Regions from separate parts of the Mus musculus genome. Here all the other regions are linked to region 4. A link is a loop called in an ENCODE intact Hi-C map of the cell type or tissue named here. Cell type or tissue: heart. All regions are shown on one strand. Links, peaks and the distances in the headings refer to the core of each region. The heading gives the core; the rest is flanking DNA.

The links. A loop is a pair of places that touch in the nucleus more often than their neighbours do. Peaks named below come from ENCODE experiments on the same cell type or tissue, not always from the same donor. Only the 100,000 strongest peaks of a DNase experiment are listed, where the experiment ranks them.
Region 1: it touches region 4 in a loop (10-fold over the local background); 25 of 42 quality-filtered maps call a loop at or near these places.
Region 2: it touches region 4 in a loop (4-fold over the local background); 2 of 42 quality-filtered maps call a loop at or near these places.
Region 3: it touches region 4 in a loop (5-fold over the local background); 10 of 42 quality-filtered maps call a loop at or near these places.
Region 5: it touches region 4 in a loop (3-fold over the local background); 2 of 42 quality-filtered maps call a loop at or near these places.
Region 6: a loop joins it to region 4, with 5 times the contacts of the local background. A loop is called at or near these places in 33 of 42 quality-filtered maps.

The regions. Positions count from the first base shown.
Region 1 is chr14:54,840,997-54,845,984 of GRCm38, forward strand. Rnf212b (ring finger protein 212B) reads left to right here. Exons shown (of 15, transcript NM_001370899.1): 8 at 887-933; 9 at 1,143-1,185; 10 at 1,353-1,413; 11 at 1,791-1,839. Among named protein-coding and RNA genes, the nearest start is that of Homez, 21 kb to the right of the region's middle. In heart, for the core only: a CTCF peak has its summit at 2,604 (motif pointing right); no DNase peak of the experiment used is centred there; H3K27me3 peaks cover 261 bases.
Region 2 is chr14:54,858,376-54,863,363 of GRCm38, forward strand. All of the region lies in intron 1 of Homez (homeodomain leucine zipper-encoding gene), which reads right to left. Among named protein-coding and RNA genes, the nearest start is that of Homez, 3.3 kb to the right of the region's middle. In heart, for the core only: a CTCF peak has its summit at 2,338 (motif pointing left); no DNase peak of the experiment used is centred there.
Region 3 is chr14:54,936,437-54,941,424 of GRCm38, forward strand. Cmtm5 (CKLF-like MARVEL transmembrane domain containing 5) reads left to right here and starts at 34. Exons shown (of 5, transcript NM_026066.2): 1 at 34-347; 2 at 1,459-1,611; 3 at 2,146-2,238; 4 at 2,416-2,500; 5 at 2,597-2,841. The coding sequence starts at 222. The coding sequence ends at 2,610. In heart, for the core only: a CTCF peak has its summit at 3,142 (motif pointing left); DNase peaks (open chromatin) are centred at 2,355, 3,125, 3,809 and 3,939; H3K27ac peaks cover 310 bases.
Region 4 is chr14:55,012,375-55,017,362 of GRCm38, forward strand. Ngdn (neuroguidin, EIF4E binding protein) reads left to right here and starts at 3,080. Exons shown (of 11, transcript NM_026890.2): 1 at 3,080-3,214; 2 at 3,795-3,854; 3 at 4,692-4,763. The coding sequence starts at 3,203. In heart, for the core only: a CTCF peak has its summit at 2,784; a DNase peak (open chromatin) is centred at 2,977; H3K4me3 peaks cover 2,145 bases; H3K27ac peaks cover 2,342 bases.
Region 5 is chr14:54,683,496-54,688,483 of GRCm38, forward strand. Acin1 (apoptotic chromatin condensation inducer 1) reads right to left here and starts at 3,436. Exons shown (of 19, transcript NM_023190.3): 1 at 2,974-3,436; 2 at 1,516-1,581. The coding sequence starts at 3,285. It overlaps 1700123O20Rik (RIKEN cDNA 1700123O20 gene), which reads left to right and starts at 2,676. Exons shown (of 2, transcript NM_021437.2): 1 at 2,676-3,625. In heart, for the core only: a CTCF peak has its summit at 2,618; DNase peaks (open chromatin) are centred at 2,716 and 3,296; H3K4me3 peaks cover 3,063 bases; H3K27ac peaks cover 2,435 bases.
Region 6 is chr14:54,898,350-54,903,337 of GRCm38, forward strand. It overlaps Pabpn1 (poly(A) binding protein, nuclear 1), which reads left to right. Exons shown (of 7, transcript NM_019402.2): 7 at 1-578. Among named protein-coding and RNA genes, the nearest start is that of Pabpn1, 6.7 kb to the left of the region's middle. In heart, for the core only: a CTCF peak has its summit at 2,234 (motif pointing right); a DNase peak (open chromatin) is centred at 2,162.

The DNA of each region.
Region 1 (4,988 bases), core at 296-4,295, 170 kb before region 4:
CTTTATCAAATGGAGTTGGAATTTGTTCATTCAATAAATATTCATTCAGCAATACTACTAAGTACTGTGACTGTGCACAACAGCAGACAGACAGTCTGTGCCCTACCAACTACTAAATATTTTTAATGGTGAATGTATTAAAAAGACATAGCACTCCTGAAGTTACAGAGGTTACTATCAGTATTTCAATTTTTTTATTTTTATATATGCATTATAATACACAACCATTGTTGTGCTTGGATTTGCTTGGTTTTTCCTTTGTGGTCCTGGCAAGTCAAATCTCAAGGCTTACTAAGGAAGCACTCTACCACTGGATGGTATCTATCCAGGCCTGAGTCTTACCTTCTCTCTTAGTAGCCTGTGAATCACTCATAGCTAATTGTTTTAGTCTTAAGGTATAGAACATAGATATGTTTGTTGAATGGCTAGCTAGCTGGCTGGATGAATGGATGAATGGATGGATGAATGAATGAATGAATGAATGAATGAGTAGATGTAAAGTTGAGAAATTTGGTAAGATGCTAGTGTAAGAAGGAAGAAAGAAAAGACTCCAGAATTAGTCTATGAGAAAGTAGAGGAAGGTTCCACTGGGGAAATGGAGAGTAAAGGGGCCTCACAAGGTCCCTTGACTTCTGAATGCTGTGGCAATGGCTTTACTGCAGTGGAGGAAGTACTCTATGCTTAGAGGAGAAGCTGCTGTTCCATTCTTTCTTTCTTTTCTAGACATAGATGCTCAGAAATGAACTGGGGTCCCTGCTCTAACCACTCAGCCTTTTCTCCAGCTTCAAAGCTACTGTTTTTATAATCAATGACTGATTGACTCTCTAGTGTGACCTCTAATTCTGATCCATGCGATCAAAGCTGCCTTCTTTTTGTTTTCTTGTAGGTTAACCACACCTCGACCCGTGGGTATTACTTCCCCATCACAGTCAGGTGAAAAACAAAAACTAATTCTTTCCAGATATCTGTGTGAGACGAGTAAATATCTTTTCCTCATATGGAAGTTGTTTTTTTCCTCAGAGACTATAACATGATTTTGCTAACTTTACATGATATAGCCAGATAACCGCTCAAAGCAAATTAGCCAGATGAGGCAGAGTATATACTAACGGCAATTTTCCCTACACTTTGTGCTCTTTCAGTTGCTCCACGACCCAGTTCCCACCATAGCAGCCAAGTAGTCAGGTGAGTAGAAAGCCTATTATTGAACATTGTAACTGTTAACAAAGTTGGAAGATGAATGAGGTGGCTCGAAGTGGAACTGAAGAGAATTACTGCCAAGTCAATGTAACACCCATTTTTGTGTTTGTTTTTGTTTTGTTTGCATTCTTGTTTTGTCTCATTTTATGTAGTCGCTCTTCTTCTATGGAGTCCATCCCTTACACAGTGGCTGGCATGGGTCACGTGGAACAGGTAAGTAATGATCATATTATTTTTCTATATTAAGGTTTCTAATGCTTACTAAAAGCAAGGCTGTAATTCAATAATCTTACATTTATATTGGTTTTGGCACATCTTTTCATGCCATATGGAGCCTATTTTGGATACTCAATATTAGAAAATGACACAGAATTAACAGTGGTGACTGTAGTGTAAGTGTTCAAGAATTGAATGCACAGTATCTGCCACAGGCATTTTTGAAGTAAAAGAGCATAGGTCCCTCTTAAGACCAATTCACACAATGTGAGAGAATAATACATGTGTGAATGAATTGTTACTGAGAAACAATGGGGAGCTGGGAATATAGAAAACCAGGGTAGAGTCATTAATGGTCATTATTTTTCTGTCAGGGAAGCAGAGGTCTGCACGTAAGGAGCACTCCTGGAGACTCTTACACTGGTGAGAGAGGGTAGGGGAAGTATCTGAAGTCTGTATGTTCTGCCAGATACCAGAAATTTCTAGTGTCCTATGCATAATATAATGCTGTTTTAATTTTTTCCTGAAAAGAAAATGATTCCAGGTAGTCAACCATGGATTACAGTTTTTCAAGTAATGTTTTTTGTTTTTTGTTTTTTCTGAAACAGGGAGGGAGAAAATAAAAAGTTGACGATAGCCATTGAAAACCTGATCAAAGGCATGGCTCAGTGGGTAACAGCCTTCTAATCCAAGTCTGGTTCCCCCAACAAACAGAAAGATGGAGAGATGGCTCAGTGGTTAAGAGCACTGGCTGTTCTTCCAGAGGATCCAGATTCAATTCCCAGCACCCACATGGCAGCTCACAACTGTCTGTAACTCCTGTTCCAGGGCAACCAACATCTTCACACAGACATACATGCAGGCAAAAAGACCAATGCCCATAAAATAAAAATAAATAAATAATTTTTAAAAAGATGGAAGGAGAGAAACAACTAAAAAGTTTTCTGGTCTTCACATGTGTACCATAGCACAACAGTCTCTCAGTCTCCCTCTCCCTCTCTCCCTCTCCCTCCCCCACTCCCCCTCCCCCTCCCCCTCCCCCATCCTTCTACCTCTCTACCTCTCTCTGTCTCTATCTTTCTCTACCTCTACTTAAAAAAAAACAAAAACAAAAACAAAAAAACCCAAAAACCTCTGATCAGAATAACTTAAGCAGTTTGAATTTTCAAAATTGCCACAAGATGGCAGTAGAAATTAAGTCTAAAAGGAAAGCTAACAAACTGAATGTCTTCTGTACGATGTGATTTATTTCTGCTTTCCTGCACCATGACACACATGTGAAGGTCAGGAAAAACTGTGGAGTCACTTCTCTCCGTCCACGTTTGTGTGGGTTCCAGGGATCAAACTCAGGCCATTCGGTTTGAGCAAGTGCTTTACTACTCAGCCATCTCACTAGCACATAAAGTAGCAGCTTATAACCTGAAAGGTGTTTGCTTGTTTTCTTACTCTGCATTAAAGGTAAAACATGGGCTTTGTTTGTAGTAACAATGTTTTTAAAGTCTTGTTTTGTCTGTTACTAGTGCAGCCACTAGGGTTTTCTTGTTTGCTTTCTTCATGGAAGGCCCTGTGTATAATGGGCTGGGGATTGAATCTGGGGACTCAAGCATACTCCCACTGAGATAAATTCACAGTCTTTTTCTTCTTTCCTTCCTCCCTTCTCTCTTTCCTTGCTTGCTTTCTGCTTTCCTTCATTTTTTTCTTCTTTTCAATCAGTGCTGGAGATCAAATGCATACTCAGCAAATGTCTACCACTGTGCTCTATTCCCAGCTTGTTTTGATTTTATGTAAATTTTTCTTCTAACTTAGTATGTGTACACATGACTGCATACCAAACCATGGCATCTATGTGGACGTAAGAAGACAACTTTGTGGAGCTGGTTCTCTTCCTCCCTTAGGTGGTTTCTAGGGGTTGGATCTGGGTCTCCAGCTTACGTAGCATTAGCTCTGATTTTCTGCTTTTTAATTGGAAACTTTAACACATTTATAATTGCTCTAATTGCTAATAAGAAAAAACTGCCATTTTGCTATTTCTTTTATAAATGTCATCATTTTGTTGTTAATTCCTTTATTACTGCCTTCCTTTGTGTTAAGTTGATTGTTTTCTAGTGTAGCACTTTAGATCTCATTATGTCCTTTACCATATTCAAAACTGTTTTGAGATTACAGCTAACATAATTTATAAAAACCTGGTTTAAGTTAGTACCACATTTAACATCAATACTTACCAAAATGTCATAGTTTTGTTAAATTATATACTCAGCAACACAAATTTTAAGTTACTGCATTATACAATTGTCTTTTAAATCTGATGGGGAGAAGCTACCAAGAAAAATGCACTTAAACTGTCTTTTGTTGTATTTACCTATATAATTACCTTTTCTGCATTTGAGTTACTAATTAGTGTCCTTTCATTTCAGCCTGAAAGACTCCATTTAGTATTTCTTATAAGGCAAGTTTGAGAGTGATAAGTTCACTGTCTAAATTTTTGTTTATATAGGAATATTTTAATTCCTCCTTCAGTTTTGAAAGATCGTATTATTGGATATAAGTTTCCTTCTGGTTGATAATCTTTGGGAACTTGGAGTGTTCTCTAGTCCCTGGTGTGTCTGATGAGAAAGTCAACGCTAATCTTGCTGAGTATTATTTGTGATGAGTGACTTCTCTCTTGCTACTTTTAAGACTCTTTGCCAGGGAGAGGGCACGTGGCCCAGCTGGTAGAATGCATAGGTGACATAAAGCCATGACTTGATCACCAGTAAAGTGGATTTTTGTCTTTTATGTAGTCCAGAGGTTAACTTTGGATATCTTCCTCAATTACTACCCGCCTCACTTTAAAACATGATTATTAGCTGGGTATGCTAGCACACACCTTTAATCCCAGCACTTTGAGGCAGAGGCAGGTTGATTTCTGAGTTCCAGGCCAGCCTGATCTACATAGAATTCCAGGATAACCAAAGATACATAGAAAGACTCTGTCTCAACACCTGCCCCCAAGGAAAATGTTTTAATTACGTTTACTAATTTATTTAGTGTGTATATGTATGTGGGTACAAATGAGCCACAGTGTCCGTGTAGAAGTCAAAGGACAACTTTTTTTTTTTTAAAGATTTACTTATTTATTATATGTAAGTACACTGTGGCTGTCTTCAGACACTCCAGAAGAGGGAGTCAGATCTTGTTACAGATGGCTGTGAGCCACCATGTGGTTGCTGGGATTTGAACTCTGGACCTTCGGAAGAACAGTCGGGTGCTCTTACCCACTGAGCCATCTCACCAGCCCCCAAAGGACAACTTTTGAGAACTGGTTCTCTCCTTCTACCATGTGGGTTCTGGGGATTTGACTCCAATCATCAGAGTTGGTACCAAGTGCTTTACCCATTGAGCCATCTTACCAGCCCAGTCACCTTAATTCCTTCCTTCCTTCCTTCCTTCCTTCCTTCCTTCCTTCCTTCCTTCCTTCCTTCCTTCCTTCCTTTTCTTCCCCTCTCTCTTTCTTTCTTCCTCCTCCTTTTTTTTTTTTTTGAAACAGGGTTTTACTATGTATCCTGGAACATACTCTATAGACCAGACTG
Region 2 (4,988 bases), core at 454-4,453, 150 kb before region 4:
AATGCCTAAATCATTTCAAAATTTTCACAATCTTGTCAAGTCATCAGAACCTGCTGTAATTCCTGTATTCTTTGTATTAAACACAAGGTCCATACATAGAAGCTTGGATAAAAATGACCCTAAGCCACATGACAAAAATCTGTCTTTAGAGGCTGAGGAAAAAGTTATCCTCCCACAGCCTTTACTGTTCCAACTTCAGTTTTGCTTCTGACAACTATCAGTCAACTCTCACCTTCAAGTTCATGGAACAGTACTCAGACTGTACTTAACCACAAAACCTCATGCTGAAATCTCAGATTGACCACTCTTTAATGCTTAATAATCTCGGATTACTTCCAGAACATGGAGACAGGTAAACAGCCGATCAAGCCAGGCACAGGAGTACAAACCCATGATCCCAGCACTTGGGAGACAGTCAGTAGGACCAGGAGTTCAAGGACAGCCCGAACTACCTAAAACTGTCTCAAAACACACAAAGAGCAAGTAACAACAAAACAGGGTGGGGTACTCTGCCCAGCCCTAAAAAATGCCCACCCCGTTTTTGTGGTGCCGGGTACTGGGAACAGGAAACTGTTCATAGGACATTAAAGCCCTAAACTCTAGAGGGACTTTCCCATCCCAGGAGGAAACCTTGGTATAAAAGAACCTTATTCCCCTTGTGCTAGATCTTGTGGAGAGGGCTTAGTAAAGGTTAGTCCCCTCCCTGGGTCTTTGTCACCTCTCACAGCTCAGCCTACAGAGCCCAGAGATGACCCCTTCCCCATTAATAGCCTACTCCACAAAGGGCAAAAGGGCTCCTGTTCTTATCTCTTCAGTCCAGCTTTCTCCTCAAAACCAGCTGGACAGGCTCACTAAACAGCTCCCAGGGTTGTGGGAAGGGGACCTATTCATTCCTCAATGCCTGGCAAAAATCTGTTCTCTGAATATTCTGTAACTTCTTTTTTTAGTATTTTTTAAATTCATTTTATTTTATTTATATGAGTACACTGTTGCTTCCTTTAGACACACCAGAAGAGGGCATCAGATCCCATTACAGATGGTTGTGAACCATGTGGTTGCTGGGAATTGAACTTGGTATCTTTGGAAGAGCAGTGGGTGCTCTTAACCACTGAGCCATCTCCACCCCATTCTGTAACACTGTAATTCAGCTCCCTCCTTAGGTATTAGAAATACTTTATCACGTCACATTATATTCTCGGAGAAATCCCACTGGTGTTTATATTACTTCTTGTCTGTCCAGGATAGGATAAGACTCCTACTTAAATGCTACTAACTGACAGATTTCGAGTCCACAAAGACAGTGTATACTGTGGTCACTTCTTTGGAGACCTTCTCTAGCCTAGGCAAGTGCTCCAAAAGGTGGGGGCTTAGGGGCTTTATTTTACTCTATAAAAGTATTTTGAGATTTTATTTTGTAACTTTGATCTGCATGTACATATCCACCATGTGTGTGCTTGGTGCCCTCAAAGATCAGAAGAGGGCATCAGAACTCCTGGAAGTGGACTTGCAGTTGGTTGGGAGCCGCCATGTGGGTGAGGGAATCGAACCCAGGTCCTCTGCAAGAGCAGCAAGTGCTCCTAACCGCTGAGCCGGCCCCCTAGAGGCTTGAGGATTACAACACTGATCATTCGTCCTGGTGTTAGCTTGCCACAGCTTCTGACAATCAAACCTAGCAGGCCAGAAGCCATGCAGATCCTAAAAGGATTGTACTTGAAGGGCATTTTACCGGTGAGGAGGCAGCTTATGAATTCCAAGCTCCTGCCACTTAGCATCTAGCTCTGGGTAAGTCACTGAAACCCTAATGACTCTTCGCTCCATTTTCTTCCTCTGTAAAGAAGGCTGTGCTTACAGAAAAGCCGCATGTTGTCATCGGGCATCTGTAGTGTGCTAGGCATTATACAGTCAGAAACAGCAGCTTTGGGAGATAAAGGTTTGGTCTATAGCAGACTTGAGGTTAACTGCAGCCTCCCTGCTTTCTAGAATGCTATTTGTCCTTAGCCAAGTTATTTCACCTAAGGCTTAGTTTCTTATCAAAGAAAAGGGTACCCTTACCTGGGAAGTCTAAACTGGGCAGGAGTCGGTGGCCAAGCATTTTAACAATAAGCTACATACAGCTCCAGCCCCATGATTTTATATGCTGTATTTGGAGGTTTTGAAACAATTTCAGAATGGATTTTGCTGCTTTGAAAAAAATATATTAAGTGTTGGAGAGAATACTCAGTGCTTAAGAGTGCCTGGCTGCTCTTCAGAGGACACAGGTTCAGTTCTAACATCTACAAGGTGGCTCACAACCATCTGTGACTCCAGGTCCAGGACACCTGATGCCCTCTTCTGGCCTCTGTGAGCATTGCATGCATGTACCGAACAGACATAAGTGCAACAAAACATCCATAAATGTAAAATAAAATGGAAAAAAGAAAAAAAGGGCTATAGACATGCGGCATAATGTCTCCCAAGTGCTGAGACTGAAGGTGTGTGCCACTACACCCAGCTAGAATCAAGACTTCTCCTTGTAGCTGGTGATTCTCTGGAAGAATCTGTCTTTCAATCAGGAGCACACTACAACCAGGATGGCTCATAAGAATGACGAGTAGGGGCCAGCCACAATGGCACAATGGAAAGAGACTGTCTCAAAAACAAGAGTGACAAGGAGGATAGACCAGTGTTCTTAACAGTTTCTGTGTCTCCATTTTGGACTGGATAGAGAAAGAATCAAAACTGGAGTGTTTCTACCTGGGCAGAGATGGTAGTGGTAAAGCCTATTATGAATAATCACAACTGCATCCTTATTCCAGATGCCAGATATATTATTCTGCATAGTCGTTAACTTAAAAAATACACTTGTGGGGGCTGGTGAGATGGCTCAGTGGGTAAGAGCACCCGACTGCTCTTCCAAAGGTCCTTAGTTCAAATCCCAGCAACCACATGGTGGCTCACAACCATCTGTAACAAGATCTGATTCCCTCTTCTGGTGTGTCTGAAGACAGCTACAGTGTACTTACATATAATAAATAAATAAATCTTTAAAAAAAAATACACTTGTGACACTTTTCTCTCCCTTTGATTTCTAACATCCTCAGACAGACAGAAAGGCCAAGCAGCCTAGACTTGAAATTTAGATGTTGTCCATTCTATGGTAGGAAAAAAAAGGACTTTGGAACGTTCAGTTGAACATAGGCTTGTACTAAAACAGAAGATAAAGCAGAAAACTGGATATGATCCTGCTCAATTCCTAAGTCTTTATTCAAAGATCTGAAATACTGCCTCAGGTCTGTCTGGCGAGTCTAGTGAGTGTTAAAGGCCTTAAGGACTTTTGTGATGTTTAACTTAGGTGCTTCTAAACTTTTTACATCATCAACTTCTTTGAGAATCAGATAAAAATCATAGAGCTTTGGGCTGGAGAGGTGGCTCAGCACGGGCTCAGTTCCAAGCACCCATATTAGGTGACTTATAGCCACCTGTAACTCCAGTTTCAGGGGATCCAAAGCCCTCTGGTTTTCATGGGCTTTATTGTACGTAGTAAACACAAACACAGACACACACAAATCAATCTTTTTTTTTTATGAGTCAGACTTTCCAAAATGTGTAACTTAAAAATGTATGCCCAATGTCACACTTGCACACACCAATGCCAAGAGGTCACCTTCAGATCTCTGTTTTATAAGTCTTCCTGACTTAATGAAGGCAGTGCGATAGCTGACTTAAAAGTGAACAAGCAACTTAATGAAAATGAATGGAAAGAGTGGGAGACAAGAATAACGGCTGCCTAGAAGGGACAGGGTATTTGTGGTACCAGATGGGATGGGAAAGATGCTAAATGGTTCAAGTGACCCACTAGATTACATACATGATCAATATCCAGTGTCCTGGATACTCAAGGTTAGCTAGTATCTAGTACAACACACTGGCTTGCTTGAAACAGTGTGCTTCTCCAACTGTTTATGCCCCCACACAGTTGCCCATTTCTGGGTCATATCTGGGTATCTATAATAACATAATTAAAACATCATGCAAATCTATGAAAATGTGGAAGCTAAGACATCTCAGCATGCTGAGGCAGGAGGATCGCAAATTTGAGGCCAGCGTGAGCAAAACTGTATAAACACAAAAATTAAATGTTTTGGAGAACTAATTCAAGAATATGTATTAAAACCCTGCCCAGTTAGGAGAGGGCAAGGCGACTGTGGAAGAGTGACGTATGTTCCAACTCAGATAGCTTCCAAAGGTCCAATCTCACTTCACTTTAAAGAAAGCCTAACTGGAAATAACATAATCAAAGTGAGTAGCTCTCTCCTAGAGTGGCATACTAGAATTACCTGAGAAACTTAAAAGGCCACCTCCGTCCCATGCTCTTCTGATTAATGGACTGGGACATAGGCATTCATAGTTTTTTTAATTATTTCTTTTTCTTTTTTTTAATTAGGTATTTTCCTCATTTACATTTCCAATGCTATCCCAAAAGTCCCCCATACTCTCCCACCCACCCACCCCCACTTTTTGGCCCTGGCATTCCCCTGTACTGGGGCATATAAAGTTTGCAAGTCCAATGGGCCTCTCTTTCCTGTGATGGCAGACTAGGCCATCTTTTGATACATATGCAGCTAGAGTCAAGTGCTCCGGGATACTGGTTAGTTCATGATGTTGTTCCACCTATAGGGTTGCAGATCCCTTTAGCTCCTTGGGTACTTTCTCTAGCTCCTCCATTGGGGACCCTGTGACCCATCCAATAGCTGACTGTGAGCATCCACTTCTGTGTTTGCTAGGCCCCGGCATTCATAGTTTTAAAAGTTCTCAGTGTGCAATTAATACTAAAAAGAGGAGTTAAACAATACACTAAAGACTGGTAATATTTATTTTCAATTGTAAGGTTTAGGATAATTCATGTATCTTAGTTTTTTGATTTCTGGCTTTTGCAACTACTGCTGTCTACCTATCCTAACAATATAAATGGATTTGAGACATGACTAAGAGTTCATAATATGCATCGA
Region 3 (4,988 bases), core at 678-4,677, 76 kb before region 4:
AGGGGCCCTGCAGGCCAGGGAAGAGGCACTCTGGGCACAGCTGGGTGAAGCCCATCCGGGCAAGCCTTCCCTGGTTACTACTGCCTTTCCCCAGAGTCCTACAGCAGGCCCCTGCTTCACTTTCAGGCTCCTGTCTGCTTCTCTAACCAGATTTCTGTTTCCCTTCCTGGGCTGCTGGGAATCTGGTGAGGGAGAGTCTGTGTCCCGTGAGCCTCACAGAGATGTTCAGTGCTTGGGATCGCCGGGAACGGCCCCCAGAGGAAGGAGCAGCTGCAGGGCTCCAGGGCTTCGGAGTGGACAAGACCTTCCTGTCTTCCCTCAAAGGCATCCTGCTGGAAACTGAGCTGGTAACAGCTGCCTTCCCCAACCTCGTGCCCCCACCTCTCCCATCCCAGCCCCCTGGCATGACTCTGGGCTGGCCTCCTGTGCTCACCATTTTCCACCCCCCTTCTCAGGTTTTCTGTCGTTCCACTCACAGGCTTTACCTCCTGCAACTCCCAGCTTTCCGGCCGCTTCTCTATCTGGAGGCAGTCTTAGCATGCATCATTCACCGCAAGACGGAAGTTAGATGGAAAGATAGCTTTCGAGGATACTGAGGGAGTGAGCTGGGGTGAGGGTGGGAAGAGGAAGAGGAAGCACAGGAAGAAGGCCAGTCTGTTTCCCTCCAGCTTCTAGGAAGGCTACTTCTTTTTTTTTTTTTTTTTTTTTTTTTTTTTTTTTTTCCATTTTTTATTAGGTATTTCGCTCATTTACATTTGCAATGCTATACCAAAAGTCCCCCATAGCCACCCACCCCCTCTCCCCTACCCACCCACTCCCCTTTTATGGCCCTGGCGTTCCCCTGTACTGGGGCATATAAAGTTTGCGTGTCCAATGGGCCGGAAGGCTACTTCTTGACATGTCTAAGTTTAAGTATCCAAGAGGGCAGATCTCCGGCAGCCACACTTTATCTGTCAGTAGTGGCCCATTGCCATCTAGTCTCAGGCTTGCCCTGGTTACTGAGCAAGATCACAGTGCTCACCCAGGCTGTCGTTCCTATCTGCCGGTCTATAAGTTAGCAAGATCCTGCCTTCTAAGCCTCTCTCAGCATGGAATCTGCTCTTGGCATCTGACTTTTAGCCATCAGGAATAGGGAAAGCTTTGTAGGGCAGAGGTACTGTGGGCTGGTGTGTACCTTGTGTTCTGTGTCCCCCGGGGACTTCCCTGGGGCTCTGCGGATACCAAACTGATGGAGTTGCTGAGATTCCTGGGATAGCAGGAGTGGGAGGATGGAGATGCCCTTGATGGTCCCTGACACTAGGGATGAGTCACTTCTGTGTCTTCACTGAGAACTCTTCCTTCTCAGTGAGGCTGGGGTAGAAGTACCAGCTGAGAAGAGGAGCCCCCTAACCACAGGCAAACCATGGCCTGGCCTACGCATGTGTCTCCTCAGAAAGCTCCCCGTACTTGGTCCTGCAGGCCCTGACCTTCATCATCTTCATTTGCTTCACGGCCTCCATCTCTGCCTACATGGCTGCAGCGTTGCTAGAGTTCCTCATCACACTGGCCTTCCTCTTCCTCTGCGCCACGCAGTACTACCAGCGCTTCGATAGGCTCAACTGGCCTTGTCTGGTGAGGAACGTTGCCTCTCCCACCCCCATCCTGGTCTCTTCCTTCTCCTTGTTTGCCCAATTTTCCTATAGCCCTGTGACTCCCCTTCATTTCTACAACTGAGCTGTGCTTTGACTCGCGTTGTGTCCTGTGCTCAGACGTGAATTTTTGACACCCATGAGTGTGCCCTTGTCAAGGGGGATTGTCAAGGAGTATGTACAGACCTTAGACCTGTCCTCCCACACATAAAAGGCCTAGCTCAGTCCCGCTCCATGTGGTCTGTTTCCTGGTCTCCCCTCTGCCTCCTGGTTGATCTAGATTTATCTGCTTCCATCCTCTCTGGGTAAGGTTCTGAGCTCACTTCCTTGGAAATATTTGACATGTCCGGAGGCATCCTTGGGCAGGAATTCAGTCTCCGAGGAGCAGACAGGAAAATAGGCAGGAATTCAGTCTCTGAGGGCCAGATAGGGAAAGCTGACTAGTTTGGAAGATCTCCAGGTAATGATCCCTTCCAGCATCCTCCGAACCATCTTCCCCCTGCCTCTGGCTCCCCAGGACTTCCTCCGGTGTCTCAGCGCCATCGTCATCTTCCTGGTGGTCTCCTTTGCTGCTGTGACCTCGAGGGAGGGAGCTGCCATTGCTGCTTTTGTGAGTTCATTCCTACAGCACTCTCCAGCACCCAGGACTTGAGGCTGGCATTGGCACATTTCTGGTGCCTAAAACAAATCGTATGCCCGCTCATACATCATTCTGTCACTTCTGGTCCCCATTCTCCCTCTCCTAGTCTGATGGCCTCTGCTGCCCCACCCCCATCCCTCTCCATAGGTTTTTGGCATCATCCTGGTCTCCGTCTTTGCCTATGATGCATTCAAGATCTACCGAACTGAGCTGATGCCCAGTACCACTGAGGGTGAGTTGTCTGTGCCCTGAGAGAGGAGATGTCCCTACCTCTTGTCCCAGATACCACAGGCATACATGGTTTCCCTGCCTTGCTGCCTCTCCACAGGGGACCAGCAGTGATTCCAGGGTTACCTGGCTCCCACGACCAGACACAAGGAACCGTGGAGCCCATCTTTGTCATCTTTGAATTCACCGAACCCCAAGTACCCACCATCTATATTCCACGTTTTCAGAGATGTGCGCTTGAGAAGTCCCAGGCACCTGTGGGAACTGGTGAAGTTCTGGAGGCTGGGGCAGGTTGTTGCTGGGCCTCCAAGTTACTCCCAAATTAAAAAAAAAAAAATCAAATCCTAGTGGTGGGTCTTCTTCCTTATACAGACTAGGAAGCCAAAGAGTTATTCATGGGAGCGTGCTTTAGAGAGCCAAGATCCCTCTGTGGGGTGAGGTGGGGCGGCTTAGATAGAGGAAACTGAAACTTTTGCACCTCAGCCCGACACATCAGAGGAATGTGAGATTACCAAAATGCTATATGCCAGGCTGTTCGGGAGTGAGATGTCTAGGCCTTCCTGATCTACCAAGCAACAGTCTAACACACCTGTTAGACACCGGCTACAGCCCTTTTCTGGGGTTTGTGTAGAGCTCCCCCTTGTGGTATGGGGAGGGCTGGGCAGCAGACCATAGTGGAGAGGAGTGCCAAAGGTCTTAGGAGAAATTCCTAAAATACCAGCACCTGAAAGAAAAGTCCTTAGGTGTGAGCTGGTCACGTGCCCTCATTCTACGGGAAAGAAACCTGGGGCTTAACTGTGGGGGAAGTGGCCTCCTGGAGGCAAAGCTGGCTCCAGAACATCTTGACCTTGGAACAGTACTGTCTTGATCCTTTTTTGAGTCCTTTTGAAGCTCTGAAAACAAGGGGCCCATCCCTTTGCCAGTGTGCCCCCTTCCTAGCTTGCCACATTCTCAGAACACGTTTGCTGAGTGTTTCCTGTCTGCAGAGCCTATGCTCAGGACCGGAGATTTAGAGGTGACGGTTGGGCCTGAAAGGGCAAATCGACTTGGAAAGGAGTTTGAGACAGAAAGGGCCTGGTCCCTGATAGTCTACCTCCCCACCTGGCTGGAGGGACCCACCATGGTTCATCTGTGTGGCTCCGTTCCAGCTGACTTCTTGCCCCCTCTCTTTAATGCTTTACTCTTCTGAAATGCCTTTCCTCCTTCCAATGAGCCTTTCTGTCGCGGGCTCTGGCTGCGAGCTCTGACTGTCCCCCAGATCTTGAACTTGGGGGAATGTGACATGCTTTCCTGTGATGACTATACTTCTCTTAGTTGATTTTCCTGCCTTCTGTTTCCTCTCTTCCTATCGTTGTGTTCTGTTACACCATCGGGCCTGGCAGTCATTCCAGGGAAGGAGCCTACTGGACTTTGGGTTTCTCTGGATTCTGTTCATGGTTCTCCGGCTTCCTGCATAGTCTATGCTTGAGTCTAGATGATTGACTGCCCTTGGTCAGGAGGATGGAGGTAGGGTGGGCAGAGTCTCAGAGGAGAGATGGAAAGGCTGGGCTGGGGAAGTGGGGAGAAGATTGTAGGTTTTAAAGGGTAGAAAAGGGTCTGGAAAACCTTGTCCAAATGCCCAGAGGACGGCAAGGTTTGCTTTCCAGCCAGAGATCTCAGCTCCATCCCTGAGCACCTGTGTGTCTAGTCCTCCAAGGGGAGAGAGACAGAGAGAGAGAGAGACAGAGAGAGACAGACAGATAGAGACAGAGACAGACAGAGACAGACATAGAGAAAGACACAGAGAGAGAGAGAGACAGATATAGAGAAAGACACACAGAGACAGAGAGACAGAAACAGAGAGAGACAGACATAGAGAAAGATACAGAGATAGAGAGAGACATACACAGAGACATAGAGAGACAGACAGAGACAGACATTGAGAAAGACACACAGAGAGGCAGAGAGACAGAGAGAAAGACACAGACAGATAGACAGACATAGAGAGACACACACAGAAACACACAGAGAGGCACACAGATAGACAGATAGACAGAGAGACAGACACAGAGAGACATAGACACACACACAGACACACATACAGACACACACATACACACACACACACACACACACACACAGAGAGAGAGAGAGGAAAGAGAGAGTTGGACTTGTGCCTAGCTGTGGGTCTGTCCATGCACCTATGTATGTCCATGTGAAGGATACAAAATGAAGACTGTCCCCATTTGGTCCATACCCCATATTGCTTTGGGCTTGGCATCATCTGGTCCCTGAGTCCTGGAATGTCCTCATGGTGAGGCCAGACTCACAGAGCTAGGGCAGATGTTGGGGTGGGAAGATGTACCCTGTGGGCTCCATCTAAGGAGCTGGGTCGAGTGTGGTCTCAGCTGTTTCCTGGGTGTCCCACAGCAGTTTCCTGTGCATCCATCCCCAGCAGTGCAGAGACTCTTTGGGTACCAGTGGAAAGATCATCTTGGAGAGAACACATGGCC
Region 4 (4,988 bases), core at 558-4,557:
TGCTAGAGGATAGTGCCTTCTCCACGACAGGTCACTGCACCCATGAAATCTTAACAATACGGTTGTCTAAACAAGGCCAGCACAATGACAACACTATTGCCATTTGCTGCTAAGAAAGGGAGAATCCAATTTTTCCAGGGATGTGCCCCGATTGGTTATGCAACCCGAGTGCCCATCCCTAAACACATAAGCTCTAGTTTGCTTCCTGTTGCTGTGATGCACAGCCTGACCAACAGCAACTCGGGGAAGAAATAGTTTATTTCATCTTACCACTCTAAGATCACACTGCATCACTGAGGGAAATTAGGACAGGAACCTGACAGCAGGAACTAGAACAGAAAATATGGAGGACTGATGCTGACCGGCTCCATCCATGGCTTGTTCATCTCATTTTCTTATATAAGCCAGGACCACTTGGTAAATGCCACATCTATCATTATTCAGACTTGTGTACAGGCCGATCTTATGAAGGCATTTTCTCAATTGAGGTTCCCTCTTTCCAGGTAACCCTATGTGTCACATCGACAAAAAAACGAACCAGCACAATATATATCCCTAAACACATAAGCAACACTGAATAGACTCAGCACATTGCATTTATTTAGACAAATCTACTTATCTACCTGCCTGCATGTGTGTGTGTGTGTGTGTGTGTGTGTGTGTGTGTGTGTGTGTGTGTGAAACAAGAAGAAATCATGATGTTGAGATAGAGAGAGGCCACAGGAGCAGTTGGAGGAGGGAGAATAGGGGGTGAAATCATGTAAATATGTACTCATGAAACTTTCAAAAATGCTAAATGTTAATAATTAAAACTGCAATTAAATTTGTATTCCTAAAAAAGTTTTATCTTTGCTCAGTGTATACTTGTAAATGTGCTGAGTGCTCAGCAGCATCTGGAGCTGTTGAAAACAACAAAAGACAAAACAGACAAATTTAATGCTCTTGTGTTCTTGATTGCTGGCTGAATCTGAAATAACTTTAGAAAGATTTATTGCATTGTTAGCTCTCATATTTCTTGTAACATACAAGGTGATTGGTATTTTTAATTTTTTCCCCTTCTTCATTTTTTTTTAACTTTATCTACTATGGATTTGTATGAGGGTGTCAGATCCCCTGGAACTGGAGTTACAGACAGTTGTGAGCTGCCATGGGTGCTGGGAACTGAACTGAGGACCTCTGGAAGAGCAACCAGTGCTCTTAACAGCTGAGCCATCTCGCCAAGGTTATTGGTATTTTAATGATAAAAAAAAAATAAGGCAGTACCAGCAGTTAAGAGCACTGACTGCTCTTCCAGATGCCCTGAGTTCAATTCCCAGCAACCACGTGGTGGCTCACAACCATCTGTAATGGGACCTGATGCCCTCTTCTGGTGTGTCTGAAGGCAGTGACAGCGTACTCAATACATAAAATAAATAAATCTTTTCTTTAAAAGGAAGTATTATTTATTTTCTCAGATATTGTAATCGTTTGTCTATAACACATATGACAAACTTCAAGTTCCAAAAAATAGTGTTAAAACAGAAGTTTCACAAGAAAATCCTAATAAATACATGAAAAGTGCTGACAAGATGGCTCCAGGTCAAGGCGCTTGCCCACTAGGCTGACCAACTGAGTTCTATTTCCAGGACTCACATAGTGGAAGGAGATCCAACTCCCATTTGATCTTCACAAGCGTGCCGCACACATATAATAAATAAACTTTTTTTTTTAAAAGACAGAAAAATACCAAAACTCTTGTAGGTTCTTACAGTGCTCTGCGCCTCCCAATGAACCTTAAACAGCAAATAAATATCACAGGCAAACCCTCTGTCCCATTTTATGTAGTTCCCAAATAGGTAGAAACTAGAATGTTTCACCCAGAATTCAAGATAGAAAAAGGATTACTCTTTTTTGCTTAAAAAAAAAAAACAAAAAACAAAAAACAAAAAAACAATCACTTTTATGTATGCCTATGTCTGTATATAGGGAAGTCAGAAGGAACTAAAATTCCCCTGGGGCTGGAGTTAAAGGTAGTTGTGAGCTGTCTTGTCTGGGTGCTGGGAATGGAACGTTGGTCATCTGCAAGAATAATATGTGCTCTTGGCCACTGACTGAGCCATCGCTCCAGCCCCGTTTTCATTTTGTTTATTGAGATGGGATCTCACAATGTAGACCAGACTGGCTTGAAACTCATGGAGCTCTGCTTGTCTCTTGACTAAAGAGATCTGGGATTAAAGGCCAAAGCTACACTTTGGATTTCCCGGCTCAGGTCTGCTCTTCTGTTGCGCGAGGAAACTCCGAGCCAGGAGGACCTTTCTAGCGCTGTATTGTGTAATGCAGACGGAGAGTGGGAGTTATAACTCCCACCTAATCCTCCAGCCCGTGAGAGGCGAGGGAGTGGGCGTGTTGGAAGATACTGAGAAAAGATGACGGGGACAAAGGAAATATGCACAGCCAGGGTTTTAACCACGTTCTGCGGTGGACGAGTGGAGCAGTGAGAAAGGCACGCAGGTTGAGCCGGTTCCTCGCCTGTCGATTTTTCCCTCGAGAGGAATGCAGGGCGCAATGCGGCCTTTGCGCAGAGTCCTAGGCGTGCACGGGGAGGGTTGGCCGGTGATGCGGCCGACGGTTTCTGAACCTTGGGTTCCCGCTCCTCCATCCCAACCATCCAAATTACGGATGAAAAGGGCTCCACTGTTGTTCAAGGACAGTCACAGAACCAGGAAAGGCGCACTTGGAAGTCCTGGGGCCAATGGCGGCCCAGCAACCCTGCCGCATCAGAGAACGGACGGAAGCCGCCACCCTGCGGTCTGTTTTGGCACTACACGGAAAACGCCGTGGAAAGACTGTCTCTGCGGCATCTGGGAGCCAATGAGCTCTCGGGCTGCATAACTAATTTCTTTTTTCTACTGGTTGCACTAGCTGTCAATCAATAATCTGCACAATATTTATTGGAATTAGCATCCATCATTCTCTGTAAATCACGAATCACATGCTTCTGTCCCCGCCCACCTTTACGCCTTAAGAACGCCTCTGCGTTTGACACATTCAGGGAGTTTCTTTATTTCATTGGCTAGGTGAGGTCCCGCCTCTCCGATTAGCGGAAATGAAAGATCTCTTACTTCCATTGGCTGAAATTTGCAAACTGTGATTGTCTATCAAAACTATGAACTCACGCTAGCTCCTAGGAAGTTCGGGCCCGGAAAGGGTGGGCTTTGCGAAGATGGCGGCTCCGGTGAGTTCTGTCTCCTTGCTTCTTCCCGGAAAGGAAGGAATCTGTGAAAGTTTCCTTTCGCCTCCACGGATCGAGGCAAACCGTTGGCACCATGGATGATGAGAGTGATGAGAGTTGTCTCAGGGATGCGCTCACTCTGACACAGCGGTATCGTATGTCAGATGAGAGGGAGGGTCAGACGCTGCAGGTTGGCTGGTTCCGGACAGGAGGCTAACCCCAAATTACTCTTCAGAATGAGCTTTGTAGGGAGAGTCTCGTGACCATGGCGGGCGGTGACCCGGCCTTAAGGTGGGACAATGTTCCGAGCAGAGCTAGCGTCACATGTACAATGTGGCTGGGGCAAAGGCAGCCGTAAAGTTTGGCGATGAAATCTCCGGTCTTTTCCAGTAAATTGGGGGGGGTGTGGTGGGAGGAGACTGGCTGTGTGCCGAGGCTGCCTGCCCCTGTGCGGGGGGAAAACGACCCAAAAGTCGCGACTGTTTTGAAGGAAAGGAGGGAGTTTGATAGGCAGTACGTTCTGCAATCATCATCGCCTAAAGTAAGAAATTGATCACCTTTAACTGTCCCCTCCTATCTGTAGGAGGTGCTGGAGTCAGACGTGTCAAGTTCGATAACACTTTTGAAAAACCTCCAGGAGCAGGTGAGTATGTATGTCTTTTAGAATAAATCAGTCAGGGATTAACTTTGACTTCATAAGTCTCATCCACACACTTTGATGATTCGAATACTACAAAATTATCTTAGGTGTAAAATAAAAGCCTTATATGCGCTTCATGAAAGTTCAAAATAATTCATTCAGCTCCCAAAGAAATACAGAAAGCTGTTTTTCCCCCATTCACTTACTTATTTATTTATTTTATTTAGTCACTTTACATTCCGATTGCAGCCACCCCCCAGAAAACTTTTTTTAAGTTATACCCAAACTCCTTTATTTAAATAATAACTAAGAAAACAGATGTTGACAATCTGTCAAAATAGTGGCTATAAGTGCCACTTAATATGCATTTACATAGTAAGTTCTAGTGGTACAGATAAAATTACACTCCTTGGCCTGTTTATGGTGCACACCTTTAAACCCAGCACTTAGGAGGCAGAGGCAGGTGGATCTCTGTGAGTTCAAGGTCAGCTTGGAGTGTATAGTGAGTTCCAGAACAACCTGGGCTTCATAGACAAACCCTATCTCAAAAAACAAAAACAACCCCACAAACAACAAAAGTCACAGCCCTCATCGCCACTGTCGGGCTCCTCACCCCCTTCACTTGGTTTCTTAATGACCCCCTCCCTCATCTTTAGACAGCACCATGACGATGTTTTCTCTGCCTCTTGGAGAACTGTTGGAAACGCTCAGTTCAGTGGTGTTCAGCAACAGCGTTTCAGATCATTTTTTAGGCGGCATTATCTAGTATTTATCCTTCACTGTTCATAGACATTACTTGTGGTCGGGTGAGCTATTCGGGTTTAACTTGGCTAATTTCAGGTGATGGCTGTCACTGCACAAATCCAAGCACTGACGACAAAAGTTCGAGCTGGAACGTATTCTACAGAGAAGGTAAGGGCTCCTGCACAGGCTGGAGGGCCAGCTCCGTGGTTACGTCACCCGTCCAGGTGACGTAACCACTTGGATCCCAGCACTCGTGTCTACATGACCCACAATTCTAGCTCGGGCATCCCATACACATGTGCCGTGTGAATGTACATACACATAAATAACTGTAAATCTTAAGGGGGGGGTACTTGAAGAGGGAGGACCTCCTCATATGATGTGCTTGCTGGT
Region 5 (4,988 bases), core at 541-4,540, 330 kb before region 4:
TTTTCTTAATTGGTTTTTAAAGATTATTTTACACGCCTGAATGTTTTAACTGCATGGATGTGTGTGCCTATAGCAGAGGAGGATAGAGGAGGATATAGGATACCTTGGAATTGGAGTTATGGATGTCTGTGAGCCACCATGTAGGTGCTGGGACCCAAACCTGGGTCCTCTATAAAGGGCACTACCGAGTCATCTTCTCAGCTTCATTTATGTGTGTATGTACATGTATCTGTGAGTGCATGCTTGTGTTTGTGTGCTCAGTCATGTTCTCAGGAACCGAGGAGACATTAGATCCCATGGAACTGGAGCTACAGGTGTGTGTGAGCCATCTGATATAGTGCTGAGATCTTGAGCTCTGGTTTGAGTCATTGAGCAACAAGCACTCTTGACTACTGAGCTATCTCTCCGGGCCGTTAGGTAGCCTTTTAACGCTGTGTAACCTCCCAGAGCTGACTAGATGATGGGCCTAGATTTGAATGAGGTATTAGGGAACAGGAAGCACCTTTTCCAGTGTCCTGGGCCCACACCAATGCATTTTCCTTTAAGTGTGTGACACACTAAATGAAGGGTTTAAAAGCTGAAAAACGCCCTACAAGATGATATAGTGTAGAAACTTGTATTTTGTTTTTAACTATACGATAATGTCTTCAAAATAAAACATTTGTAGAAATCTGGGGGATGGAGCACAAGCCCATTACACCAGCACTAGGGAAGCTGGGCAGGGGACTGCCCTGAGTCTGAAGATAGAATAGCTTGAGTGCTCAGCCATTCTGGCTACACAGAGATACTCTGATTCAACTTTACAACAATAACAACAACAACAAAAACATTTATGCACAAACTCTTAGAAGAAAGTTTTTTTCCTAAGACAAACCGGCAGAGTAGTTATAAAACAATGACCTAAGTCAGACTACTCTTCCTATTACAGGTAAAGAAACAAAGGACTCCAAGTGTTAAGTATCTTGTCCTAAGTAATCAAAGTATTAAAGATGTTTAAGAGAAACTACAGATTGTTAAGCAGTTAGTCCTAGAACTAGGGGGTTACTAATAAGGTATCAAATTCTTTCAAATAAAACTGTATTTTTTAAATTCTTTTTCTTTTTTTAAACTCCATGTCTTTATACAAAATTGAGGTTGATTAGAATTCAACTGTCTGAGGGCTGGAGAGATGGCTCAATGGTTAAGAGGCCTGGCTGCTTTTATAGAGGACCCAGGTTCAATTCTGCACCCATATGGTGGCTCACGGCTGTCTGTAACTCCAGTTCCAGAGGATTTGACATCCTCTTCTGGCCTCTGTGGGGACCCTTTGGGAGGCAAATCACCCATACACATAAAATAAAAATAAACCTTAAAAAAAAAAAAAAGACATCAACTGTCTAGTGTGAGATCACTTGCAATAAAAATAGTTTAAGAAAATACTGCTTCTGATGACAAGGAAAACAACACCATGTCTTCCCATTTACTTACTATAGTCTCCAAATAGCCCATTCTATCTAAACAAACCTTTTCTCTTACCTGTGAATTTGGCTGGAATGCAGCATGGGGTGTTGAGTGTTTTTGTAAATTTTCTAGCATTAGAGCCTGGTATAAAGAAGAGCAAAAATCAGAAACCGGGAGGGGGAACAAAAACGCAATCCAGGTCTCTACCTCTCCCACAGCCTTCTCATTCAATTACTTAAATATACATTTATACTATATTCCTTTCACCGAGACTAAAAGCCCTTTATTAATACTGTTCTCATTCATCTTCATAAGTCTCTTAAAGGTAGCCATGGTTACTGCTCCCAAATGTAAAACACAGGCACACAAAGAATCAGTGACCTGGCTATGTCACAAAAATCAGCAAAAATGACAGAATCGGAACTAGAATCTCTATTATTGTCTGCAATTTTGACTAGGAGCCACTTCTAAATCCGGTAATACAGGCAAAAAAAAAATTCCAAGTACTCAGAACAAGTTTCAAATCACATAAAACCAACAAGAGGCTAATTTGGATTTGACTATTATTTGATTAGTTTTTCAGAACTACAACTACTTAACTGAACTTGCACAACTTCCAGCAGTGTAACACCCGGACAAATAAAATGTATTAAAAATTTCACAGGGAAACTAACCACAGACCTTGTAACCAGTGGTCTGACCTAATCCACACCCACCCACAAACTGTCAGCTTCGGGATAAGCAACGGTCTGTCAACTCAAACCCTGAACTGACCCAGAGTCCCCATCAGTATTACGAGTCACGTATGCTAATGAACTCTAATAACACTAGTTCAGCTCACCTTCTTTCCCTCCATTTACACCAAAGCGATACACAGTATGTGTACCTCCCGACAAGCTCACCCTCACTACTCAAACCGACACAAAATCCCCAGCCTAAAGTAATCTGTCTCACCTCTCGTACCAATAGCCACCAAATACTTATCCAGACTGCTGCTCGATTCCCTATAAATTAGACAGCCGTCTCTGACCAAGTCTTTCTATCAAGGTTTCCTTTCACTTAATCTAGTCGAGCGGACATTTTTTACCCTATCACAAATGTCCTATTGCAGACATAGACAGCAACCCCATCCGCCCAACTGTATCCCTAACTCGGACCCAGCCCTGCTCGCCCCCTTAAGGCCAGCCACACCGGTGGTTGTAGAGGGATTTAACTCCTTCTGCAGCGCATGCGCCGACAACACAGACACAAACAAGGAGGGGGTGGGGGAAGAAGGAAGGAGCTTAAGACACTCCGGGAGAGTAGCGCGCACCCTCCCATTTTGGGCTCGCGCCGCTGCCGTTAAGGCGGGAACCGGCGTTATCTCTATCCCAGCGCCAGCCACACCAACCACCGTGCGCGTGGATCTGCAGGCTCGCGCTGGCGGCCTGAGAGAGCTCGCGCCGAGCCCGGACACTGCGCCTGCGCCGCGGCGGAGACTCGTCTCTACCGGGTCCGCTCCCCTCCGACACCTCGGCAACGCTGACTTCTCACCCCTTTGAGCCGCTTGACCAGGGCACTCTTCTGCCCGCTCTTGGCTAGGCCTCGCTGCTCCAGTGCGGCCTTCAGGTCGGTCACCCGCAGAGCCTGAAGAGGCTTCCCGTCCAGAGTCACCTCCTCCAGCTCCGCCATCTTGCGTGAGGTACTCGGGTCCGTCCCGACGGCTTCGGGCATCTTCGGTAATTTCCGCCAACGCCCTTCGAACGGACCGGATTGGCCCCGCCCACTGCCATAGTCTACCCCTCTATTACCGCTCAGAATTCCCCGGGTTTCTCCGGAGCTGTTCGGTCGTTTCCGTCCCCACATCGGTACCAATCGGCTTTTTCCATCTACCTAGCGGCTGGCCCCTCCCATCTGGCTTTCAGGCTCGTTTGTTTTCGGCTTGCCGGGGCTTTGAATCGAATCTCTTCGGAAGCCCTCGAATCTGGCATACCCATAATCGGAGATATTCGGCTATCTCCGGACCTGGGGGCCGGGGCGCTGGGGCACTTGGGTATTTGGGGCTGGTTCCGGACCGGAAGTGCGTGGGTTACTGGGGGCTGGCTCTGCTTCGGGTTTTCAGGAAACATGGAAGAGGCTCGGAGAGTTGGAGCAGGAGCTGAAGGACTCTTGTGATCTCTGGGCGTCTTCCAAGGGGAAAAGGAAGGTAAGAGGAAAAGAAGTCTCTCCTAGGCCAGATGAGACTTGGTGTCTGCAGGTTTTTGGGGACCCCTCCTGCTTCCATCTTCTATATCCCGGCCATTCTGTGTAAGAAATACTTTGTCCTGTGGGGCTAAGGAATGAGAGACCTGCGGCTTCCTACGTGGGAAAAAGAAAAATCAGGTCTTTTGAGTTTATTAATGACAATAACCATGGAAGCCATGTAGCAAGACCCTGGGTTAAAAATTACCTTTCTCTGAAAAAGAGAAGTTTTAGGAGAAACTTCTCCCTGTAGAGCCACTTTGAAACTGGCAGTCACCCTGAACCGGGACTTAGAACTTACGTTTAGGGATTCTATTCTTTGTCGATACAAATCTTCCAACTTGAAGAGGTAGGAACAGCAGTAGTAATTACGGTCATAGAGAGGTGAAGGTTTTCGTTGTTGGAGAAACAAACTGTAGGACGGAAACATTTTGGAATAAGTTGGCTTACATTTGCACACATAATGCAAAGTCAGTGGCACTTGCAGGTATAAACCATTAAGGAAAACTGTTCAGAGATGTGCATCAATAGCACACTTTTTAGGCCAAGTCAAGAAAGCAAAGGCATTTTTTTTTTCAGAACCTGAAAAAAGTTAGTGTGGCTTCTGATTTTCTGCTACCTTATTTGAGACAAGACTTAGCCTGCTCTAAAGTTTACTGGTGTGGTACAGAATTTAATAAGGGGGTCATAGAACATAAATTTTTTAAAACAGATTTCAGAGACTGTGTACGCATTGCACAGAGGGTTCTTGCATCATGTCTCTCCAACACACACACACTTGTGTAACTGTGGAACAAACTGTTAGGGCCAGTTGCTTGTACCAAAGTTTAAAAAGCTGCACACTTTAATTTTAGAGAGAGAGCAAGCAAGATGTGTTTTCTGTGTGGGTTTTGATCATTTCTTTCTTTACTACCCAGGTTGCCTCAGCTGCTTGCCTTTCCTTATTATGTGTTTGGTTCTTTTCAAGACAGGGTTTCTCTGTGTAGCCCTAGCTGTGTTAGAACTCATTCTGTAGACCAGGCTGGCTATGAACTAGAGATTGCTTGTGAGTGCCTCCCAAGTGCTGGGATTAAGGGCTTCCCCACCATCTGGCTTGTTTTTATTATTTTGTGTATATGTGTGTCTGTCTATGGGTATGTGCCTGTCTCACAGAGTTCAAAGTTCAGATCAGGAGCTGAAGCTACAGGTGGTTTCAGGTCACTTGATGCACGGGTTCTGGAGAGTAGAAAGTGAATCGCTAGCATCACAGAAGTGCTGTGGTGACACTTCACAGTTCAGACTGACTATAAAATCAGAAGGGATGTGGGGAGAGAGACTATAGGTAGGTG
Region 6 (4,988 bases), core at 622-4,621, 110 kb before region 4:
ATCCTCTCTGGGCCTGCTCAGGGGTAGGTGGGCTCGGGTGGTAGGAGGGCTTTTTTTTACCCAGGGCTCTCTGGAAGGACACCAAACTGTTCAGCTTGTTCCCTTCCCTCGTCTTCTCCCTGCCTTTTGCAGTCCCCGCCTGCCTGCTCCTGTCCTACCAGGTCTCCGCCCACCCTACACCTCTTTCCTCCGGCTCCCTGCCCCTCCAGTTTGCCTGGTGATCTATTTTGTTTCCTTTTGTGTTTCTTTTTCTGTTTTGAGTGTCTTTCTTTGCAGGTTTCTGTAGCCGGAAGATCTCGCTCCCAGCGGCTCCAGTGTAAATTCCCCTTACCCTTGGGGAAATGCACTACTTTGTTTTGGGGAGTTTGGGGGTGTTTTTGTTTTTCAGGTGGTTTTGTTTTGTTTTGTTTTTTTCTTTACCTTTTTTTTCCCTTTTATTTGGAGGGAATGGGAGGAAGTGGGAACAGGGTGGTGGGGGTGGCTTTTGTTTTTTTGTTTTTTTTTAACTCATTTCCAGGGGATGGGATTTTTTTTTTTAAATAATGTGTCATGAATAAAGTTGTTTTATGAAAAAATTGGCCCTTTGGATGTTTTTTAGTATGGGGGGAGGATTGGTGTTTGAGAGAGGGTTACATTTGTACATTAAGGTAGAAGGTAGAGCTAACTATAATGTATTCAGTTGAGGATGATTGATTGATCTTGAGCAGAAAAAAAACGGCCCTCAAGAGTGGCCGTTGTAGCAGTGCTGGGATACAGGCAGGCGGATCTCTTGAGTTTGAGGCCATCCTGGTCTACATAGTTACAGGGCGGGCAGGGCTATATAGCGAGACAACTGAAAACTGCTCAGGTGAGTGCAAATGGACTAATTTCTAAATTTGGGTCTTATTAACCCTGATGTCTCAAGATGGACTCATGCAAAACAAGGACAACTTATGACCCCCCTGTGAGCAGGCTTACTGTCACCTTTAATCTTAGCACTCCAGAGGTGGAAATTGAAGGTGGAATTGCTTGTCTAAATTGCAGGCCGGGAGGGGGGTTACAGTTTTATATTGTAAGTTCTGACTAAAATCTTGGGTACTATATTACCTAACGTAAGACTTGTGTTGTCAAGAAGAGACTATTGATTTTATTAGTGAGTTGTGCCTGTGTGTACCATACTGTATTTGCCCATCCTGTGGAGGCCAAAAAGAGATGTAAGAATTTGTGGAGCTGGTAAGGGCTGGAAACCAGATCTGGGTATTCTGGAAGAGCAGTCACTGCTCTTAACCACTGAACCATTACTCTAACCCAGGATGTACTCCAGCCTCAGGATATCCATCCTGCCATTGCTAGTTCTGCTGATGACTTGGTCTCATCCCCTTGAGAACCAAGCTGTTCCATGAGGCTCTAAAGCCTCTTTTGTTTTTTCTTTCCTTTCTTTCTTTCTTTCTTTCTTTCTTTCTTTCTTTCTTTCTTTCTTTCTTTCTTTCTTTCTTTCTTTTTCTTTCTTCCTTTCTTCCTTTCTTTCTTCCTTTCTTCCTTTCCTTCCTTCCTTCCTTCCTTCCTTCCTTCCTTCCTTCCTTCCTTCCTTCCTTCCTTCCTTCCTTCCTTCTTCCTTTTTTGGCTTAAAGGTGTGTGTCACCACGCCCGGCTGCCTCTCATGTTTCTTGTGTTAACAAGAGTGTTAACCAGTGTATTTTTGCATTTAACCATTGTACTACCTCTTGTTTAAGTCCCTTTCTTGAGATAAAGCTAAAATATATGATCTCTGGATACTTCTGCAGAGGCTGGTTAACAGGAAGCAGTCTACAATTCAGTATTAGAATAATAGGAGCTTGAGTGTGGTGATTGACATAGGACTAACCTCACGGCAAGAGAACTAATTGCTTATAGATCTGAACTAGACAGTATGAGGACTTGTTTTTCTTTCTGTTTTGTTAAGAGGACAGGAGACATGTCAAGAGGACTACTTTGTGAAGTTCTGGGGATCAAATCCTTGTCATGTTCCATAGCATGGGTGTTTACCCACTGGCTATCTGGTTTGGTCGTCAAAAATGAGAAAGTGAGATGTGATGCTTGCCTTTAAGCCCAGCACTTGGGAGGCAGAGGCTGGTAGATCTCTTTAAATTCCAGGGCAGCCTGGACTACATAGTTCCAGGACAGCCAGAGCTACATAGTGAGACTCTCAAAAACAGAAGAACCCAACAGTGATTGTGAAACACTGAAATTGTTACAAATGAATACTGCTCTGGTCTCGCGTATCCACTAGGGGGCACTAATTGGTTAGTTCTGAAAGATCCCTAGAAGTTGTTTTGAGACAGGTCTCACTTGTAGTCTTGGAAGGCCAGGACCTGATCCATGTGGAGACCAAACTGACTTAGAACTCATGAGATCTGCCTACTTTAACCTCTGATTGCCACGTTTTAAGGTATGTACCACCACTCCCAGAACAAATTAGTCTTTGTGAACTCTTTTGGATGTTTGATTTTGAGATAGTTGAACTGTGTCAAGCCCAGGCTGGTTTGGAACTCAGATTCTCCGACCTCTGCCTTCCAAGTGCTGGGATTTCAGATGTGCACCACCATACCTGGCAGATGAGTGGTTTTTTTGACCCCTCTGTGGTCTTAATTCTTTTATGTCCACTCCATTCTACTCTATCATGTTTGTTATTTTCTCCATTCTTTTACTAACTGGGCAACTCATTTGTCCTTGTTGCTAAAAAGATGTGTGGTACCACCAATAAGCACAAACCCAGAACTAAGTAAGGCCTTTCCCTTACCATACCCTAGCCATACTGTCTGCCACATTTGTATCATGCATCTGATAGGCATTCCAGTTGAACTTGTAGTGTTTTCATGTATGATTTACACTGATTCTCTGGCCTCAGCAAGTATTCGCTAGAGCCTTAGTAAGGCTTATGGCTAGCCTAACATCTCTGTCAAAATCATGAACATGGTGTAACTGAGGAGAGGTCAAAATGATGATGAAAAAGCCATAATACATATATAGTGTAAATGAAATTATACCAGTTAGGGTGACAAAGTGTTCTTTTTAACAAGAGACCGTTACAGAAAATCACAACCGATCAAAACGCAGAAAACGTGTTTGTGGGATGCCCAAACCCAGTGGATCTATCTACACAACACAGTTCCTACAAAGCTCAGGGAATATCACACAGATGGGGCAGAAAGACAGTAAGGACCAGATGGATCAGGAAATCAGTTGTGAGACTGTGTCTCCTAGAAATGGTATGGAAACTTCACCCATGTATGATACTACCTCAACCAAATGGCTATCTGAATAAGATATGAACAAGTATGACACCAATAGACACACTAACATGGAAGCGGTGAATTTCATGGGGACCCAGGCCTAGATAAAGAACTACAGGCAACTAAGGAATGCCGAGAGTGGGAGAAATGGGTTTCCCTGGGATCAGCACCCTAATTGGTTATCCAATACGAAGTGGTCAGACCTAAAATCATATGCATACAAGTAACACTTAAGACCAAGAAGGTTGGGCTGGAGAGATGGCTCAGTGGTTAAGAGCACCGACTGCTCTTCCAAAGGTTCTGAGTTCAATTCCCAGCAACCACATGGTGGCTCACAACCATCTGTAATGGGATCTGATACCCTCTTCTGGTATGCCTAAAAACCAACTATAGTGTTCTCACATAAAATAAATCTTAAAAAAACAACAACAACAATAAAACAAAAGTCTGAGAAGGTTGTACTTAACGTATTTAAACGTGTGTGTATCTAACATTAAGAAAGCCAACATTGCCGGGCAATGGTGGCGCACACCTTTAATCCCAGCACTTGGGAGGCAGAGGCAGGCGGATTTGGATTTCTGAGTTCAAGGCCAGCCTGGTCTACAGAGTGAGTTCCAGGCAGCCAGGGCTACAAAGAGAAACCCTGTCTCGAAAAAAAACAAAGACAACAACAAAAGCCAGCATTTGAGAGCTGGGGGCTATATGAGAGAGGCTGGAAAGAGGAAATGGAAGGGGGAAATGATGTAAGTGAAATCCTGTCTCAAAAACAAAACAGATCTCCAATTCAAGCCAGGGGGGCTAGTGCACAGCTTTAGTCACAACACTAAAGAGGCAGAGGCAGGCAGATCTACTTGAGTTGGAGTCCAGCCTGGAGCCATGAACTTCATTCAAAGTGTAACCAGGTACCACGGCCTTGGAGCTTTGGTCAGAACAGTAAAGTCCTCTTTTAAACAGTTTTATTCCTGTCTCCCACTAAACTGCAAGCTCCCCGAGCACTCTTAGTGTGCCTGCCATTGAGTATGTGCCTAAATGCCGGTTCATGTTGTGGGTGGCTCTTGTCCTGGACAAGACAGTTAAAACAGTGATATCCCCTTCCCCTCAACCTCGGTTTCCATTTCCTTCCCTGTGCTTTAGAGGCAGGAGCGTGGAAAGACAATTGTCATTCTTAGACAACCCCAGTCTCGGTAGTTTATTCCTGTTCATCATCGTGGTGAGCTGAAGAGCAGGAGGACGTGTGTGACCGGCGTTCTGTTGTGGAGGGAGGGCACATAAAGAAAAAAGGGGTTCTGGGGGGGGGATAATTTCTTGTCTTGTTTTTGTTTGTTTGTTATGTTATGTTTTTGTTTGCTTTTGAGACAGGGTTTCTCCATGTAGCCCTGGCTGTCCTGGAACTCACTCTGTAGACCAGGCTGGCTTCCAACTCAAGGAGATCTGCCTGCCTCTGCCTCTTTAGTGTTGTGACTAAAGCTGTGCACTAGCGCCCCCGGCTTGATTTGGAGATCTGTTTTGTTTTTGAGACAGACAGGATTTCACAATGTAGCTGTGACTGTCCTGGGACTCACTAAGTAGACCAGGCTGGCCTCAAACTCACCGAGATCTACCTGCCTCTGCTTCCTAAGTGCTGGGACGAAAGGTGTGCACTACCATGGCCGGGTATGTGTTTTTCTAATACCAATCAGGTTCGAGAAGTTCTGCCTTAACAAGTACTGGGTTGTTTTGGCTTATCTTCCATCAATC